Linked DNA regions of Homo sapiens: region 2 is linked to region 1. The links are chromatin loops, found by intact Hi-C in ENCODE. Cell type or tissue: GM12878. All regions are shown on one strand. Links, peaks and the distances in the headings refer to the core of each region. The heading gives the core; the rest is flanking DNA.

Evidence for each region. A loop is a pair of places that touch in the nucleus more often than their neighbours do. Peaks named below come from ENCODE experiments on the same cell type or tissue, not always from the same donor. Only the 100,000 strongest peaks of a DNase experiment are listed, where the experiment ranks them.
Region 2: it touches region 1 in a loop (2.6-fold over the local background); 21 of 110 quality-filtered maps call a loop at or near these places.

What each region holds. Positions count from the first base shown.
Region 1 is chr15:57,293,353-57,304,963 of GRCh38, reverse strand. It overlaps LINC00926 (long intergenic non-protein coding RNA 926), which reads right to left and starts at 4,599. Exons shown (of 3, transcript NR_024433.1): 1 at 4,040-4,599. RefSeq lists enhancers at 5,938-6,057, 6,540-6,589. In GM12878, for the core only: no CTCF peak of the experiment used is centred there; a DNase peak (open chromatin) is centred at 4,863; H3K4me3 peaks cover 5,200 bases; H3K27ac peaks cover 4,320 bases.
Region 2 is chr15:57,214,798-57,222,797 of GRCh38, reverse strand. All of the region lies in intron 8 of TCF12 (transcription factor 12), which reads right to left. Among named protein-coding and RNA genes, the nearest start is that of SNORD13D, 60 kb to the left of the region's middle. In GM12878, for the core only: no CTCF peak of the experiment used is centred there; a DNase peak (open chromatin) is centred at 3,387.

The DNA of each region.
Region 1 (11,611 bases), core at 1-8,000:
TAAAGAGTTTTTTAGAGGAGAAACAGCTCTTCCTTACAGAAGGATCCCAAGTAATAAATGTGAATGCTCCCTCTCCAGAAGGTGGCACTTAATTCCCCTGTCCTGGAGTTTGACCTCGCTTAGTGACTGGCTTCTGATGAATAAAATGGGGAAAAGGAAAAATAGTAACTCCACAGTGGAGACAGCTGGCAGGCACCACCTGAACCAAGAGATCAAGGTTAACATCAGCAGCGATAAGTCCCATTGGTACCATGTACCTCTCGAATAATGTGATGAGAAGGACATTTCACCTCTGTGTGGCACCCAGAAGCATAACCCCAGTCTCATGGCAAAACACCAGACACACCCAAATTGAGGGACATTCTACAGAATCCCTCCCTGTACTCTAATGTCAGAAGTCAGGCTGGGCGTGGTGGCCTGCGCCTGTAATCCTAGCACTTTGGGAGGCCGAGGCAGGCAGATCACCTGAAGTCAGGAGTTTGAGACCAGCCTGGCTAACATGGTGAAACCCCATCTCTACTAAAAATACAAATTAGCCAGGCGTGGTGGTGTGCGCCTGTAATCCCAGCTGCTTGGGAGGCTGAGGCAGGAGAATCATTTGAACCCGGGAGGTGGAGATTGTAGTGAGCCAGGATGGGGCCACTGCACTCCAGCCTAGGCAACAGAGTGAGACTCAGTCTCACACAATAAATAAATAAATAAATGTCAAAAGTCATGAGAAAATGAGGAAAGATTGAGAAATGATCACAGACTGGACACATCCAAAAATGCAACCTGGTATCCTGCATTGGATCCCGGAAATTGGAAAGGACGAGAGTGTAAAGAACGGTGAAATCTAAAAAAAGTCTGTAGGTTAGTTAACAGTAACATACCAATGTAAATTTCTTAGTTTTAATGAGTGAATCATACTCACCTTCAGAGGGGAACTTGCCTCCTCTAGACCCCAGTGTTGGCAGGAAGGGCACAGAGCTCCCTGGGACAGCACCCCTTTTTCCAGGGAATCAACCAGCCATGGTTTTTGCTGAGCACCCCTACAGTCTCTCTGGGCAAGGTGTAGTGATACATACTAGGCAGGAGATGGGAAGAATTTGGCGTCGAAAGATTCTCCCATCTCATCTACAGCCTTTTTCGTCACTATTGAAAATGATTTTAAACTTCGAAAAATAAATCTAATTTATTTAGTTAGTATAAATAATCTAATGTATTTAGTTAGTCCAAATAATGAAATCCTTATTCAATGATTGAGGAAACTTTATGGCCCCAATCCACATCCACCTCTACCAACTAAAAAGTGTGGTTTCTGCTTCTCAGTAGCAATGAGGTCTAAGCCAGCATTTCATCCGAGCTTAGGTTCCTAACCTGCGTTTGGCGTGGGAAGAATTCAGTGGCAGGTTAGAATGCCAGGAGACGGGAGAGCCACAGGCAGGGGTAGAGAGGGGACAGTCAGGACTGGGACACCGCAGCAAGTTCCCTGAGAAGGGAATGAACCTTCCTCCTCATTGCTCCAGAAAGGAACATGGAGGAGCCTGGAAAGGTGGGACTTCTGGCTCCGGGGTAAGCGGGATCAGATATTAGACAATCTTACTTTGATTGGATTATTTTCCCATTCCTAAACCAATCGCTGCAGCTGTGGGGATGAGGCACTGCATAGCTTAGATGTGGAGGGTGTATTCTGGGGCCAAGGAGCAGGATCAGAACACACAAACCATGAAGACAGAGGTGGGTCCTGGAGGGATTGCTGCCAGAAGTTGGGTGGATAGATACGGGGCAGGCACAAAGCAACCACAGGAGACAAACTGCCAAGATGAACCTGTCTCGTTGGGTCCAAATACCTGCTCTTCCTGGATCCATGCATGCACCAACGCTAGGACAATCAGAGGGACAATTCGTTGTGCAATGTAAACAGACAAAGAGTCTTTTCGCATAGTGACACCCAGAGGATGTGCTTACAGGAGGCTCAGCTTGGTTGTGTACAGGGTCTCATTGTCTTTCAGATGCTCCCTCTGCAGGATCTGAGGGCCCCTTCCCTGTGCCCATCCAGAATAATTGGCAAATCCCTGGTCTGGCAAGAAAAGGTAGGACTCAGCAGAGGAAAAGGAGTTGGAGAAAAGAGGGTGCCATGAAGGAGGGGTGGGGGATGAGGCAGCCATCCATGGAAGCAGCCCTGCAAGCTACGTGCCAAGGACACCAGGCATTGTGGAACAGGGTATAGGGCCGACTCAACACACTCACCACCGCCCTGCCCCAGGCAACCTGTATGGGCCGAAAGAGATGACTTAAACTAGGAGTAAAGTACCAAACTGTACATTCTTTTTACAGCCAGCCCTCTGTATTCATGGATCATAATATTCAGATAAAAAAATGAATGATAGCATTTGTACTGAAGTTGTACAGCCTTTTTTTCTTGTCATTATTCCCTAAGCAATACAGCGTAGCAACTACTTACATAGCATTTACATTGCATTAGGTATTATAAGTAATCTAGTGATGATTTAAAGTATATGGGAAGATGTGTGTAGGTTATGTGCAAATACCATACCATTTTATATCAAGGACTTGAGCATCCATGGGTTTTGGTGTTCACAGGGCTGGGGGTGGCAGTGTCTGGGATCAATCTGCCATGAATAGCAAGGGACAGCTGTACTCCGTGTGTGCTTGGCTGGCTAACACAGGAATATAATTTAGCAAAGAACTCTCTTCTCCACCAGAGAAGACTCACACCCATGAAGAATGAAGATTGAAGATTTGAAGATTTTTCTTGTAGTATAGTAACTTTGTGTTAACCTATTTCCCATCTCCCATTACACTGTGATTTCCTTGGGGTAGCCTGTTATCAGCCAATGCCATGTGGGGCAGAAGAACTGCCCATCTGAGCCCTGCCTGAATTCCTGAACCATAAAATCATATTAAAAATGATTTGTAATTGAATAATTGATTGAATGAGGGAATGGACATTAAACTGAGGATTACCTGGAAAATCTGATTTATTATCTGATTTCTACCAATGGGACCCAGGGTCAATGGCTGGAGGAAGCTTTTAACATCCTACCAATTCAAAGGGACTCCTGTCTTGGTGAGAGCCTCCAAATGGGTTGATTGAGAATTCAGTGCAACTTAGCAAGTATAAGAATCCACGTACAGTGGAGGGGTCCCTGCTCTAAAACTCCCACCACATTGGGCCCGCAGTCCCCCAGACCAATATTTGTGATTGCAAAACCACTGCTCCTATTATTAGCATGACTGGCTCTGTCACCACAGTCAGGTCCTCCCTGACTTGGGCCCTCTCTGGGTTAACTTCTCCCTCCTTAGGTCCCAGCATCCTGTGTCCTCACCCTGGAGAGCATATGCTACAATACCTTAAAATTTCTCACCACCTTCTTGGCCTCTACTGCTGGTCTGAGTGGTGGCCATCTTCAGATCTCCTTTGGCACCCAGTACCCCACATGTTTTAGGGATGAGGGAGAAGAAGCAGGGGGTGCCAGAGCTCAGCTTCAGCTCTTCCTGGCAGGGAACTGGAGCTCGAGACTGAAATGTATTTTGTTACTTTATTTATTCAGAGATGGAGTCTCGCTCTCTCACCCAGGCTGGAGTGCAATGGCGCAATCTTGGCTCACTGCAACCTCTGCCTCTGAGGCTCAAGCGATTCTCCTCCCTCACCCTCCTGAGTAGGTGGGATTACAGGGGCCTGCCACCATGCCCAGCTACAATTTTTTTTTTTGTTTTATTTTCTAGGGGAGATGGGGTTTCACCACGTTGGCCAGGCTGGTTTCAAACTCGTGACCTCAAGTAATCCGCCTGCCTTAGCCGCCCAAAGTGCTGGGATTGCAGGCATGAGCAGCCGAGTCTGGCCTATTTTGTTACTTTAACTTATTATGAAAGTTTCCTAATGCACATGAAAGTAGGTGAGAATCAAAATTAAACTTTCATGTATCTTCGTCTAGTTTCACTAATTATCAACATTCTGACATTCTCACTTTGTCTACCATGTACTTTTGGCTAGAATATTTAAAAAATAAATGACCAGTATCATATGACTTACCCGTAAACACTTCAAAATATGAGCTTGAGATGTAGAATCACTGATTTTGGGGTTAAATGAACCTCAAAAGTCCTCCTGTGTTCAAATGGGCCTGGGCTTGGAAGCTCTGCAGTGGGTGCCCGGCTCTTGGAGACCCCGGCCACAGCGGGAGGGGGATACAACGTGGATGCTGGAATCAGCTCTCTGCCTGGATCCTGGGAAAACGCCCCCTGGAGTGATTGGCTTAGTTCTTCTTGGGCCCATCACAGTTCATCCAAGTAATCCACTTGCTTCCTGTTCTCCAACTCCTCTGTCACGTGCAGCCATTTCATCTTCACACCACACCCTTGTGATTTAGGGAGTATCATCTCCATCACGCCTGTAATCCCAGCACTTTGGAAGGCCAAGGAGGGCAGATCACGAGGTCAGGAGTTTGAGACCAGCCTGACCAACATGGTGAAACCTCGTCCCTACTAAAAATACAAAAATTAGCTGGGAGTGGTGGCGGGCGCCTGTAATCCCAGCTACTCAGGAGGCTGAGGCAGGAGAATTGCTTGAACCCAGGAGGCGGAGGTTGCAATGAGCCGAGATCACGCCACTGCACTCCAGCCTGGGTGACAGAGCGAGACTCTGTCTCAAAAAAAAAAAAAAAAATTTCCCCCACCCCTTATTATTTGCATATTACAAGCAAACCAGTTTATGCTCGGAGAGGCTAAGTGACTTGCCCAGGGTTACCCAGGTAGTGGAGGGAGAAGCAGAATTCCCACCCAGCTCTGCTGAACTCCGATGCCCTAGCTTGCCTGGTGGCACCCACAACCGGCCCTCAGTGTCCACTTCTGAGTTTAGCCTGGGCAAGAGACTGGTCCATAAACGACTTCCTGCCCAGTGGTAAACAGTGGAAGGCAGGCTCCTGTGTTTCTCGTGGTTGGTGGTAATCGCTGCTTTTGCAAAGTGGCTTTTGGGGAGGAGAGGTTTTAGGAAGTGTGTTAAATGAGGGGGGAAGTGTTACTTGGGGGTTTCCCAGCACTCAACACGCACACTGCAGGGGCTGCCCTCCCCCGCAGCACACTGGGAGAGCCTGTCCTCCAGCGCTGCCCACGCCCGGCCGTGGGTCTCATTCCCCACTGGATCTCCTGTCTTTGATGTCAAATATACCCAATTCATCTCTTTCATATCACTACAAAGGAGCCTCCTAATTACTCTGTTTAGACAGCCTCTTCTCCAAATATTAAACATTTGGTCTTCCCAGGCCCCCCAAGCATTTAATATCATCAAGGTTGTTGCGAAATCCACTTTTCCCCCAACTGGTGGGCAGATTCCTTTCTCTCTCCATTCCCAGCCTCCCTGGGCAGATCTGGACAAGTCACCCCACATATTCTTTTCCCAAGCAGGCTGCCCTTGGGACACAGCCCTTTTCTTCTGGTGAGAGGGTCGGAGCAGTGGGGTGGACCTTGAGCGTTTTCTTGAATCTCAGCCCTGTTGGGAAGCCCTGGAGAAGCCTTGGGGAGACCCAAGGACTCAGGGGTGACCTGTCATGCCTGACGCAGGTATGTGGGGCATCTCCACCTTTGGTGGTGGCAGGCCCAGCACCAAGTCCAGAACGTTTGCTGGCTGGTGGGGAAACAGAGACTTCCTGGTTCCAGATCAGAAACTGCCTTGAGTAGCTGCATCTCTCCAGACACCAGATGCTCGGTACCTGAGGCTCCCATAGCCTCTCCTCCTTCAAAAGAAAGAAAGAAAAAAAAAAGCACTCTAATCCTGGAACCCGTCCCCATCCCGAACCTCCACGGCCTTGCCACCGCTTCCTTAGGTAGAGAAGTCGGCTCACATTTCTTCCTACTCAACAGCTGCTAGTGTTCGCCCTTCTAATGCCTCCCTCCTGGTCCCATGGGCCTTTGCCAGCTGATGTCATGGCACAGTGCTATGTCATAGGTCTGTGCTATGCTCCCTGTTCTGCTCTCTCTTCATGGTGTGGCTGGTCCCCAGAAGGACTCTGTGGCTTGGGACTGCTCCCCAGACATCCCTCCTGTCTCCTCATGGGCCTTGTTGCTCTGGCTGAGCAGAAAACAGCCTCCCCATTCCCCCGGCCCCACACCAACGCGGGGGTCAAGGAAGGTTTCCAAAGGGACATTTGAGCAGAATCTTTTCCTTCTCTCCTTCCCTTTCTCCTTTCCCTGCCTTCCCATCTCCCTTCCTTCTTTCTTTCAACTTTTTATTACGAAAAACTTCATTTTCAAAAGTAAAGTGTATAATGAACCCCCATTTACCTATCTCACCCAGCATCAATGCTGATAGACCGGGCCAATCTTGTTTCCTCAAAACCCCCTAACCCCACTACCCACCCTCCAACAATGGATGGTATTGAAGCGGATTCCAGACAGCGATTGTATCATTCTCTCTGTAAACACTTCAGTGTGTATCTCTAACAGACAAGGACTTTTAGAGAAACATAACCACAGTATCACATCTAAAAATATAAACAGTAGTCCAGTCAGTGTTCGAATTGTTTCATAACTGCACTTTTTAAAGTGGCTTGTTTGGATCAGGATGCTGAGCAGACAGACTTGAAGGGATTGAAGGGTGACACATTTTGGTGTGGGTGTGGGCTGGTGGTGGTGATGGGGAAGCACATTCTCACAATTCTTGGACACTTGATTGGCCTACTGCAGACAGCAGGGATTCCCTTTTTTTTTTTTTTTTTAGACGGAGTCTTGCTCTGTTGCCCAGGCTGGAGTGCAGCGGCATGATCTCAGCTCACTGCAACCTCCGCCTCCTGGGTTCAAGCGATTCTCCTGCCTCAGCCTCCTGAGTAGCTGGGATTACAGGCAGGCACCACCATGCCTGGCTAATTTTTGTATTTTTAGTAGAGACAGGGTTTCATCATGTTGATCAGGCTGGTCTCGAACTCCTGACCTTGTGATCCGCCTGCCTTGGGCTCCCGAAGTGCTGGGATTACAGGCGTGAGCCACTGGCCAGGACTCCCAATTTTTATTAACCTCTACTGAACTCATTTTCACAAATCATTGCTCAGTTGTTTCCCTGGCCAATTGAGACTCAGGGGTATGTCACTTCCTCCAGGCAGCCTTCCCTGCATCCTGGCCCCCAGTCAGCCCGGGCAGGTGTTCTTGTTCTATAACTGAGTTCACTGTCTTTCCCAGGTGACACTGTTTGTAGCTCCCTATAATAAGTCTTCCTCAGGGGCAGCATGTGCGAGACACAGTCGGGTCTATTAGACATGTGCTACTGAATAAAGAGGAGGTCAGCCCTCATCCATTTCTGATTTGCTGCCCTGTGGGTTTGCTTTCTTTAGGTGGGTTAGGAAGTGCCTCCTATGTGCCATGCATCTCTGAATTCTTCAGTTAATTCTCACAACCGTCATGTAAGCTGATACGATCATTAATTATCCCCATTTCACTGAAGAGAAACCGAAGCTCAGCATGGGTAAGTTGATTGGCCAAACCTCACAGTTGCCACATTGAAGGTCCCTCCTATCTCCTATTGCCCTACCCACCACCAGGGAAGAGCCATTTGAGCTGCTGGTCCTGGCTGGAACATTCTAGAAAATGCCCACAACAGAACATGATGGCTCCTGCCTCTCAGCTGCAGGAAGTGGTTCCTTTCACTATTTCTGCTCAAGTCTCAGGGCCACTACACCCTCCCCATCCAACCTTTCTTCCCCAGCCTATTGGAGCTGAACTCTCCCCTGCTTGCATCCTCAGCCTCTGGTGGCTAAGCAAGCCTAGAGCAGGTACTTCAAAGCCTCCTGCTTAATTGTGCCTTCCCTGCCCATCATTAGGCAGAGAGTAAAGCAAACAAATTAAATGCACATTTTCTTCTGAAACCCTTGCAGGATGGCACTGGCACCGTCCTCGGTGTTGTTTGTGCTGACGGGCTGGCTGCCCAGCTTTGGAATGGGCAGGAAGCACTCTGGTGCTGGGACATGCTTACCTGTTTCTTCCTCCTCCACCCCTGGACAGAAGGTCGGTGGTTCCTGGAGAAGAATAGTTCCTTTGTGTTTTCTTTCCTTTCTTCCTGTGCCTAATTAGGAATTATGCTTGGGAATCAAGCTAATTAATCTCTGCCAGTTCAGGGTGAGATCAAGCTGCTCGCACTATCAGTGTTGATCAATAACTCACTGCTGAAAGAATTTGAAAAACAACCCCGCTCCTTTCAGCACAGGCTTTAATGAGGAAGAGGTGGGATGGCCCCAGGGGGAGACCTGGAGCAGGTAGGCAGAGGATCGTCTGGTGAAGCTACTACCCATTGCCTTCTGCATGTGAGAGGGCCCCCCGCAGGCAGGGCTTTCTAACGCCCAGGCCCAAGCCAGGGGTGGGAGCTTCATTATTGTGCTGCCTTGTTGTGTAACCCAACTTGTCTTGAACTGCTGAGGTTGGTCACTGGGAATACTCATAAGATGGTGGAAAACATGGCCAATGGCTGGGTTGTATTTCAGGACAAGGTGACCCCTCTGGCTTACTGATCAGAGGCCAGCCAGAAGCCTGCTCCCAACACTAGGCTGCCACCTCAGCCCAGCGACGACCAAATATCCAGGAGAAAAGATGCAATCTTGCAGGAAATAGAGCTGCAGAAGGCCCGGAGAATGAGAGAAAGCAAAAAAGCCCATAGGGCTGCAAGGGACAGGGGAAGGAAGGACCTCACCCTGGGAGTAGGAAAAAGGTGGTCTGGTTAGAGTTTGTACAAAATTTGTGCTGTGTCTTGGGGTCCTCATGGCCTAGGCAGGTATCTTAGTGTGTATTCTGATGCTATGACAGAATACCTGAGACTGAGTAATTAAAAAAGAATAACAGAAATTTATTTCTTATAATTCTAGAGGCTGGAAAGTGCAAGACGGAGGGGCTGGCATCTGTTGAGGGCCCTTGTGCTACATCATCCGTGGTGGAAGGCGGCAGGGCAAAACAGCCTGGGAGGAGAGCCCTCATGACCTCTTATTAGGCAACCCCCCTCAACACTGTTGCATGGGGGATTACGTTTCCAACATATTCGAACTGTGGCAGAAGGTTAGATCTTCAGAGATATAGAGATGGCCCTTGCCTTTAGAGGGAAAGATGCAGTTGTTTTTCTTCCAAGGAGACTATCAAGAAGCCAGAGAACCAAAAACAGTGATAACTGAAAAAGAACTCTAGGACTGAAGGAACTTAGGATGGTTTTTAAAATTTTGGAAGTCCCAGCCTATGTTGTATCAAATAGATTTAAAAGTTTTTTTTTTGTTGTTGTTTTTTATTTTTTGAGACTGAGTCTCACTCTGTAGGCCAGGCTGGAGTGCAGTCTTGCTCTGTGGACCAGGTTCACTGCAACCTCTGCCTCTGGAGTCCAGGTGATTCTCATGTCTCAGCCTCCCAAGTAGCTGGCATTACAGGTGCACGCTGCTATACCCAGCTAATTTTTGTATTTTTTATTAGAGACAGGGTTTCACCAGGTTGGCCACGCTGGTCTCGAACTCCTGACCTCAAGTGATTCTTCTGCCTCAGCCTCCCAAAATGCTGGGGTGCTCGGCCTAAACGTTTTTTTAATTGACAAAAAATGTTGTATGTATTTATTGTGTACAACGTAGTGTTTTGAAATACGTATACATTGTGAATGGCTCAACTGAGCTAATTGACATATGCATTATCTCACATAATTTTTTTTGTGGTGAGAACACAAATACACTAACTATAGTCCCCATGTTGTACAACAGATCTCTTGAACTTATTTCTCCTGTCTCACTGAAATTTTGTGCCCTTTGACCAACATCTCCCCAGCTCCCTCACTGCCCCACCTCTCGCCACCCCCAGGCCCACCATTCTACTCTTTGCGTCTATGCATTCAATTTTTCTTTTTTCCCCCAAGACAGAGTTTCGCTCTGTCTCCCAGGCTGGAGTGCAGTGGTGTGATCTTGGCTCACTGCAACCTCCACCTCCTGGGTTCAAGCAATTCTCATGCCTTAGCCTCTTGAGTAGCTGGGATTACAGGTTTGTGCCACCACGCCTGGATAATTTCTGTATTTTTAGTAGAGATGGGGTTTCACCATGCTGGCCAGGCTGGTCTCAAACTCCTGACCTCGTGATCTGCCTGCCTTGGCCTCCTAAAGTGCTGAGATTACAGACGTGAGCCACCGCGCCTGGCCTCAATTTTTTTTTTTTTTTTTTTTTTTTTTACATTCCAGATATAAATGAGATCATGTAGTATTTGCCTGGGCTATTTCACTTAATATAATGTCCTCTGGGCTCATCCATGTTGTCATATATGACAGCATTTCCTTCTAAGGCTGAACAGTATTTAATTGTGTAAATGCTTTCTTTATCCATTTATTCACTGACGGACACTTAGGTTGATTCTGTATCTTGGCTATTGTGAATAATGCTGTAATGAACAAACACAGGAGTGCAGATTATTTCCTTAACATACTGATTTTATTTCCTTTGGATATATACCCAGTAGTGGGGTTGCTGGAGCATATGGTAGTTCTATTTCTATTTTTCTGAGCACCTCCGTAATGTTTTCTATAATGGCTGTTTTCTATAATGTACAATGTATGATTTTATAATGTTTTCTATAATAGTAATTTACATTCCCACCAACAGTGTGCAAGGGTACCCTCTTCTCCACTTCCTTGCCAACACCTTAACTTTTGTGCATTTTTTTTTTTTTTTTGAGACATGGTTTCACTTTGTCACCCAGGCTGGAGTGCAGTGGTGCAATCACAGCTCACTGCAGCCTCAAACTCCTGGGCTCAAGTGATCTTCCTGCCTCAGCCTCCCAAGTCACTGGGTCTACAGGTGCACGCCACCATACCTGGTTAATTTTTATTTTTTGTGGAGACTCACTCTGTTGCCCAGGATGGTTTCGAACTCCTGGGTTCAAGCGATCCTTCTGCTTAGGCCTCCGAAAGTGTTGGGATTACAGGCATCAGCCACTGTGCCCTGCCATCTTTGATAATAGCCATTCTGCCATGTGTGAGGTAATATCTCATTGAGGTTTTAACTTTCATTTCCCTGATGGTTAATAATGTCGAGCACTTTTTCATATACATGTTGACCATTTGTATGTCTTTTTTTTGAGAAAAGTCTATTCAGGTCCTTTGCCTAGCTTTTAATTGGGTTCTTGGTTTTCTTGCTATTGACTTGTATATTTTGGATATTAAACCCTTATCAGAATGTGTGGCTTGCAAATATTTTTTCCAGGTTGTCTCTTCACTGTTGTTTCCTTTGCTGTGAAGCTTTTTAGTTTGATATAATATTATTTGTCTATTTTTGCTTTTGTTGTCTGTGCTTTTGGGGATCATATTTAAAAAACCATTGCCCAGACCAATGTCATGGAGCTTTTATCTTGTTTTCTTTTCTTTTATTTTCTTTTTTTAAATCTTGTTTTCTTCTAGCAATTTTATATTTTCAGGTCTTAAGTCTTTAATCCACTGTGAATTGATTTTTGTATATGGTATGAGATAAAGGTCTAATTCCATTCTTTCGCATGTAGACAATTTTCCCAACACTATTTATCGAAGAGACTGTCCTTTCCTCATGTGTGTTCTTGATACCATTGTCAAAAATCAATTTTCTGTAAATACACAGACTTCTGGGCACTTTATTCTGT
Region 2 (8,000 bases), core at 1-8,000, 82 kb after region 1:
AGTAAAAAAAAAAAAAAAAAAAAAAAAAAAAAAAAAAAATGGCAGTCCTTTTTTTCCCCCAAAACTTTTCTTTCCTTTGCTCTCAAGACTTTTTTCTCACTTTCTGTGTAAAGGACAAAATTTACTCAAATTAATGAGAAAACTGAATGCAGGCAGAGTTCTTTATAAAGAAGGAACCTCAGAAACCCACTGTTCTCTACTATTTTTTATATTTCAAAACAGTATAAGGTGCAAAATAGTTTTAGTTTTCATACTTACTATAAACCCACATTAATACCTTACAACATGATAAAGAATACAGCTACACAAAAATTACATATAATACAAAACATTAACCCCTTCTCTTTTTAAGCAGTAGGAAAAACTGCATTAACATTTTTGGCTTTTCTTTTCTACACCTACATGCCCAAGTCTGTTACATATCCAAGAATAAAATACTGGCCATACAATTTTAGGTAATAAAATATAAAAAAGTTCTTTGGTCTCTTCCTAGAGTTTGTTCAGTTTTATTAAAAGATCTGAAATACCCTTAAATATATGCAATCAACTCGAAAACTAAAAAAAAAAAAACTGGAAAAAAGGGAAAGAAAGCTTTCTGTTTAAGAGCAGGACCACTTAGGGTTTGTCACTCTCTCATAAAACCTGAAATGGGATGTTAAAAATGAATCAATGTGAACTTATTATTAGTATTTCAAAATATTATTTTGTTCTATCATTTTAAAATAAATCTATAAAATGAGATTAAATAGTTTAAATTTAACCTGTTCATGACAAGAAGTATATTAAACTTCTATAACTTAAGTGAAGACATATATTTCACTTAAGAGTCTAGAAATGTTAATGAAAGTGCTAGTTTTTATTTTAAGGCATTGACAAGCAGACATTTCCCAATATACACTAAAATAATACATTTATATAATCTTGAGACAATGTAATTACATACCACGATTTTCTTATTGAAGAAAACTGAAGTCATCACAAAATAATAATGTTGCCAATGACTTCTAATAACTACTAGAGAATAATTTTAAAAACTAGAGGTGGGTAAAAATAAAATACATACAAGTCTAGGGTCTTATGATTTGGAGGACTAAGCCAACATATCATCTCTTTATTTATATATTTTTCCAGAACATAAAAGTCACCTTTGACCTATATTAGGCACAGACTATCAATTTTTCCAGGCTCTCTACCATACCAGCTATGCCATCTACCATAAGCCTGGAAATACCACTATCAAAGCTCCCCCTACCCCCCTCCCAATGTAGAACAAAGAGAAATGTAATACAGTAACCTGTGCTTTCCAAAGAATAAAATCTAAACTCATTTTGAGTTAGTCTGGTTCAGGGTCCTACATAATTAATTTTACTGAACTTATACACGTGCACACACACACACACACACACACACACACCCCACACACATACCCACATACCATGTTCAGACTGTTTTACTTAAAATCAGACACAAAAGAAAATTATTTTCACATTTGAAAGACAGCTGGCAAGAAAATTATATAGAGATTAAATAATTTCACTCATCCATCTAAATCTACTTCTTACATTATCCAAAGCTCTGCTTATATGGGCAGCTTGAACATACACTTTTTAATGAGTTTAAAGATATTTTGACTTGCTTATCTTTTTTGAAAGCTTACCCAAAAGTTCACAACCAAACACTGGCCCAGTCCAAAGAGCCCTTACTAAAGCAATCAGTGAATGAAAAAGTGCTTTTATTAGTTCTTAGTATCCTAGTTGTAGCCATAGGCTACTTTAAAACATTTCCAAGTGATGAAAAGGGAAGAGACAACCATATCTAATTTTAAGCCCATTTTAGTAAAATGTAATTGAATATTCTCTATAACTTAAAACATTAACATTAAAAATGCTCCCCTCTCCCCCCCTTCACTAAGCCCATATATGCATTTTTTCATAAGACACCTGAGGGTAAAATTATTTGTGAAAGATTTAGAAGGAAAACACTGAGTTTCTGACATAAACCAACACTGTTATTCATTAGTGTACCTTTTAATAATATTTATCAAGTATCTTACAAAGATAGCTCCTATTGAAACTTTCCGAGTTTACTCTTTTTTTTTTAGAATATATAAAATCCTCTGGCTTATAGATTTTTTTGTAGAAACACAGTAAATTATTAACATTAGGTAATTAATTTAAAGAATAGAACTCTTGTTTAGCAAAACAAAAAAGTATTATTTTAAAACACCTAGTCATGTGCTTGCTATAAATCAACCAGAAGTACAGTGCATTCTTTGGAAAATGTATAAATGCATTCTTTTAAAAAATAGTGATTTATTTCATGAATCCACACAAGGTCAAAATTCTAGTTTGATTGGAAACAGATGGTATCCCAGAGAAGTCAGGCTCTGGACCTGAAACTCTAAACAGGAAATACGGCCCTTACTAGCTGACTGCTTCCCTAATCATTACCAGAGCTTCATACTTGTTATTTTTATGAATATCCTAGATGACTTTCATCTTTTCCTTCCATCTACAAAGCATCAAATAATTCTCAATACATATGTGTGTATATACATATTTTATGTAAGGATTTGTTCACAATATACGAAAACATAAAAACAAATGTACTTTCAAGCTCATTGCTAGTAAAGATATCAGGCTAATAACAACTCAGAAACTCAAGTTTATTTTCTACACTATCTTAAAAATAAAATGAAAGCCAACAACTATTGAGTAGCTATGTAGCAGACAGGACTTTACTGACACTACTTCTAAAGAAATCTACAATCTAGGCTGGGCGCGGTGGCTCATGCCTGTAATTCCAGCATTTTGGGAGGCCGAGGCGGGTGGATCACCTGAGGTCAGGAGTTCGAGACCAGCCTGGCCAACATGATAAAACCGCGTCTCTACTAAAAATACAAAAATTAGCTGGGCATGGTGGCGGGTGCCTGTAATCCCAGCTACTCGGGAGGCTGAGGCGGGAGAATCGCTTGAACCCGGGAGGCGAAGGTTGCAGTGAGCCGAGATCGAGCCACTGCACTCCATCCTGGGTGACAGGGCAAGACTCCGTCCCCCCGCAAAAAAAAAAAAAAAAAAGAAATCTACAATCTAATACATTGCATAAAAGGATAAAACAAAACCTCACAGATTTTAGTAAAAAGCGAGTAATGTATACTGCTTTCCTTTAAACAAGTGAGTTAGAAGCTATACAAAGAAAAAGGCTTACCGTTTTCCCATTGTAGTAATACATCAAAGAATTGCTGCCCATTCCAGGGACAGGATAAGCACAATACATGTTGATTTTGAAAATGTTACTATTTGTAGCTAATGCACACAGCCTCTCTCCAAGACATATATCCACACAGGCAAAGGGAGTAAGTCTTCAGTACTATGCATTCACACATGGATCTACTCAAAAGGAACTTATGCAAAATAGGACTGAACCAACTCACAGAGCACAGAGGGAGGGTTTATGCTGTAAGTAACCTCTTTCAATTTCCATCAAGTCCTTGCATTGGTGGAGGATACCAATAAGACAAAATTTGAGGTATTAAAAAAATGCAAGTCACTTTTAAGCGCTAAATAAATATGCCCTGAATAAAAATAACCCAAGAAATTATTAGATTTGTCTCATATATACATATATACACACACAAAAGGAAGGCATACTGACAGATTTTCTGCTAATCTGTTTTTAGTTTTAATTAAATTAGAGCACTTGTGGCAGAGAAACCTAGCTTGCTACACCTCCAGCGTTACCATCTGCCATGGTCTAAAGTTGCTTCAACTTTGATAAACACATGATCAAGTAATCAGGAATTGGAAACACTGAATCATGTGTAACAAGAAGGATCTAGACAGTTAAATCTTGTACAAAATCACTTCCTGGAGAAAGCAGACCATCATGCAAATACCTCTTAACTAGCTAGAACAAACCATACTTTAAGCTACAAAAATTATGTTGAGGAAAACTGAAAGGAACACATTTTATTAAAAAGCTTAGTCCAAAAATCAGATAGATTATCTTGAAACTAAATTACCTGTTTTTAAAATGGAAACACTTAATAATACAGATTTTCAGTTATAAAGCTCCTTGAATTCTTCATACACAACACCAATCAAAAGTTTATAATGTCCTGCAATAGGACTGTTCTTAAAAAAAATTCACACATCTTTCATATAAAGTATGAGAGAATAAACTAAACAGTTTCCTATAAGTCTTTCCTCTAAGTTTATTATTGTTCTTAATACTTTGTATATTCATATTTTTATGCTAATGCTCACATTTCTCAGAAAGGAAAAATAAGAAGTGTGGGAATAAATGTCTTACAGACATTTCTAACTCATACTTCGAAGTCAAAAGGTTTTAAAAGTTGTCTACAAAAACATGTGTCTCTTACACAGACACGTTTTGCTATTTAAATGTTTTCCAATCAATCGTTTGCTGTAATTACAACCTGGAAAAACAGAATAGCAACTTTCCCTTTTTGTGTCATTTCCCTTCATCAAAACTTCTTTGTACTATCCTTCCCTCTATGCCTTGTAGGTTCTAACGGGATTGTATTAATCAGAGGAGAGCTCACAAGCTGCAAAAGGGGGCACATCACTTTTTTTAAAGGTACCTTTCATGAAGCAGAAATCCTCTGTGAAATATTCTAGGAATATACTATAAGGGACCCCCTATCCCCCCAACCTCATTTTTACTAACATATTGATCAAATTATAGTAACGAAACTAAATCAGACAATAAGGGCAACTAACTTCACAATGTTTTAAAAGCTGATAGTATTGGAACAACAATAAAACCTCCCCACACTCTCCAGATATAGAAAAGGCTAAGCAGCAGCTGCAAAAGAACATCGCTGTACAGCAGACTATTAAAATGCCAGTCTGCGGAGTGGTTTGTAACTTCCTCCCTCCTGAGAGACCACAAAGACCCATTTCAATCCTTGGAGAACTGTGTAAAAAGCTTTGATTCACAATTAACAATAGCATGCCTTAAAACCATTCAAGTAAATTTTAGTCTTCCATACACAGTCTTTCTCTACTGACAGATCGGCTACTCTCAAAACAAAAAAAAAGGAAAATCAAACAAAATCGAATCAAAATTTTCTTTTTCTATTAATTATTAAAAATAACACTTACTTTTCAATAGAAATTGAGGAGGAATAGGGAGAAGAGGGGAGCCACAAAGCACTGACAATACTTCAACATTTTTATAATCATCGCTTCAATCTGAGAAAACTTTCTTATATTGGTTAAAAAACATCCACCTATGACAGTTAAGCCCATTTCCCTGATGCCGGGCAGAAAACAGAGAGGGTACTTACTATGTTGTTTGATAAAACAAACATCATAATGTAAACCCAACTAAGCAACCTTGGTTATTAAAGCACAATGAAAATTTTAATATTTTAACACCAGTTCTTTATTTTAGAGGCAATTATATGATAATCTGAAGAGAATAAACATACATTCAGATAAAAAAGAAATTCACTGTAAAAGCCAAATAGTATAATCAAATTTCTTTAATGGAAAAAAACACAGTTACTTTTGCACAAACCTAATCAGTTTATTAAACACCTAAGTAAGATTTAGTGTTAAACATGAAACCTGAATGTGAAACATAATTTGTAAAGAGAGTTGAGTAACTAATTAAAAGCTTTTGCTTCTACTTTTCATTGTTCTCCTAAAAAACATAAATATAAAACTCGTACATGTGTAGGTAAGACCTCCCCTGCCAATACAAACCGTAGTCACTTGGTATACACTACTGCCTAAATTGAGCATAGATATAAAAACTTAAAAAAACAACAACAACAAAACTCTATGCCTGTATCTATAATTATATGATATTAAAATCTCATTCTTCAAAAACAGTAAATCATCAACAAAACTGGTGGTAATCTACATAAAATGCCCCTATATTCTACTTGTATGCTATGGAAAAGTCTTTTAAGTTTGTCGCTCCAAAACAGCATTTTTCTTGAAGTCTGCCTTACCCCCCAAAAAACTAAAACTGTTTGATGTAGATGGTCATTGCTTGATTGCCATTATAAATTATCTTGTATAATAAAATCTTTTTTTCTCTGCTCCCAATTTTTTAAAAATTAATTTAATCTATGCAACAGCTGTAGCACAATTTCTTGTCCTAAGGAGAATCATATTACAGGAAAAAAATGCATATAGATGGATCAAGTGCTGCTTTAGTAAATGCAGTTGTTTAATCTTTGCTTTTTTTTTTTTTTTTTTTAAAGGAACATGTCAAGGGTTAATCCTATGACTCAGTCTGACAAAACGAGTCAGCTGGAGACAGGGCCAATTTTTAAACCTGATTTCAGACAGGCTGCCTGCACAGTAGTTCTGAACTGTCATGCACTTTTTATCCAGAATTGTTTCCACCCACAACGCTACATAATCACTTATGTGTTACTCTAAGATTATGTGATCTGACTCAATATTCATGTCACCTAGTTCAACAATATAAAAAAATCACCAAGTTTTACAGCAAGATAGGAATCATTGTACACACTAGCAAAATGACTAGTGAAAATGCCAGAGGACCCTGACAAAATACGTAACTTGGAGCCATATACCTTTTATTAGCAAACTGATGATTCCTGGTTTAAAGATTATTGCATTTCACCAATTTTCAAATATGGCTTTTCCTCCCAAATGTTATCAGGATGTTATGTTTGCTGCTATTCCAGTAGTCATTAAGCACAGACCTAAACTAGGCAAGAAAAAGCCATAACGTGCTTTGCCTAAACAAGTTACTTCTTTACTGACGATATAGGAAAAGATGTTTTCAAAAAGTCTACCAAGTAAGAGCTCTCTGGAAACTTCAGTTTAAATTCCAGGCTTCCAGGCAAAATTTCCCTCTTCCATCTTACTTTTCTGTTGATTGGGAAACAGATCTTCCTTGGAGAGCTATATAAAATTTCTTAGAGTTATCCACGCAGTATTTTTATCTACTTTATTAGCTCATTTTTATCCTGATATTTGGATCACTACAACAGTTATAGCTATTTTTAAATGATCCGTAAGCAAGAATGTTTCTAAAGGTAACACAAAATTCTAAATAGTTTTGGAAAGAAAATTTTTAATTGAAGTGAATTATGTATCTTGAATTAGTTAACATAGGCCAGTTAGTGGTTAATCTTACTGTATATTCTTCTAAAACAAACAGGCAACATTCCACTGTCCCAAAAGCCAGAAGATCTGGCTGGAAAAGTAAACCTAAAACCCACTCATAATATTCCTCACGAAAAGTTTCAACATTATTTCTAAGTGAATCAAATCTTGGAAAACAGACTTTCAGAGTAATAAATGAAGCCAAACTTAAAAGCTGACACATGAATAACTCCACGAATGAACACTATATTTTCCTAAAGGATGAACTCGGTAAGTAATAAATTATTGGCTGCAAGGGAGGTAGGGGTGAGGATAGATTTAAGAGGATAGTGAGAGAATCTGCAACTGAACAAATTCAAAGCAAAAGAACCTTCCCCAATGCCTCTTCTTCCTCATCTACCTTGTAAAGAGATGACATGTGAGTGAATGCTGTCTCTCAAATGTGCAGTATTTTAGTTAGCCTTGCTAATTAAGTCAGACATCAAAATTCCAGGTTTTATATCTGAACATTATATTGCAGACTTCTCTGGTAGTATATGCTACTTTGTAAATATGTTCAGAAAGTTGTTATTCTGGTTTTTCTAATATCCTCACATTTTAGAAAATTTACTTCTGCAAGAAAGAAATCAAGAATATAAAACTCCAGTGAAATAATGCATCATTTTCAAACCAATCCACTAGCATTCAATGCATATTATTTAAAGTTAATAGTGTTATTGATCTAAAATCAATAGTGCATCTTTTAATTCAACAATCACTCCCATCTTGCTGATAACCCAGTCTATCAGTAAAAAGCCTTCTAATTACTATCTTTCCACTGTATGAAAATCTTAAAAATCAAAGACTTGATTTTTGTGATCTTTACTCAAGTGGCACTCCATGAAA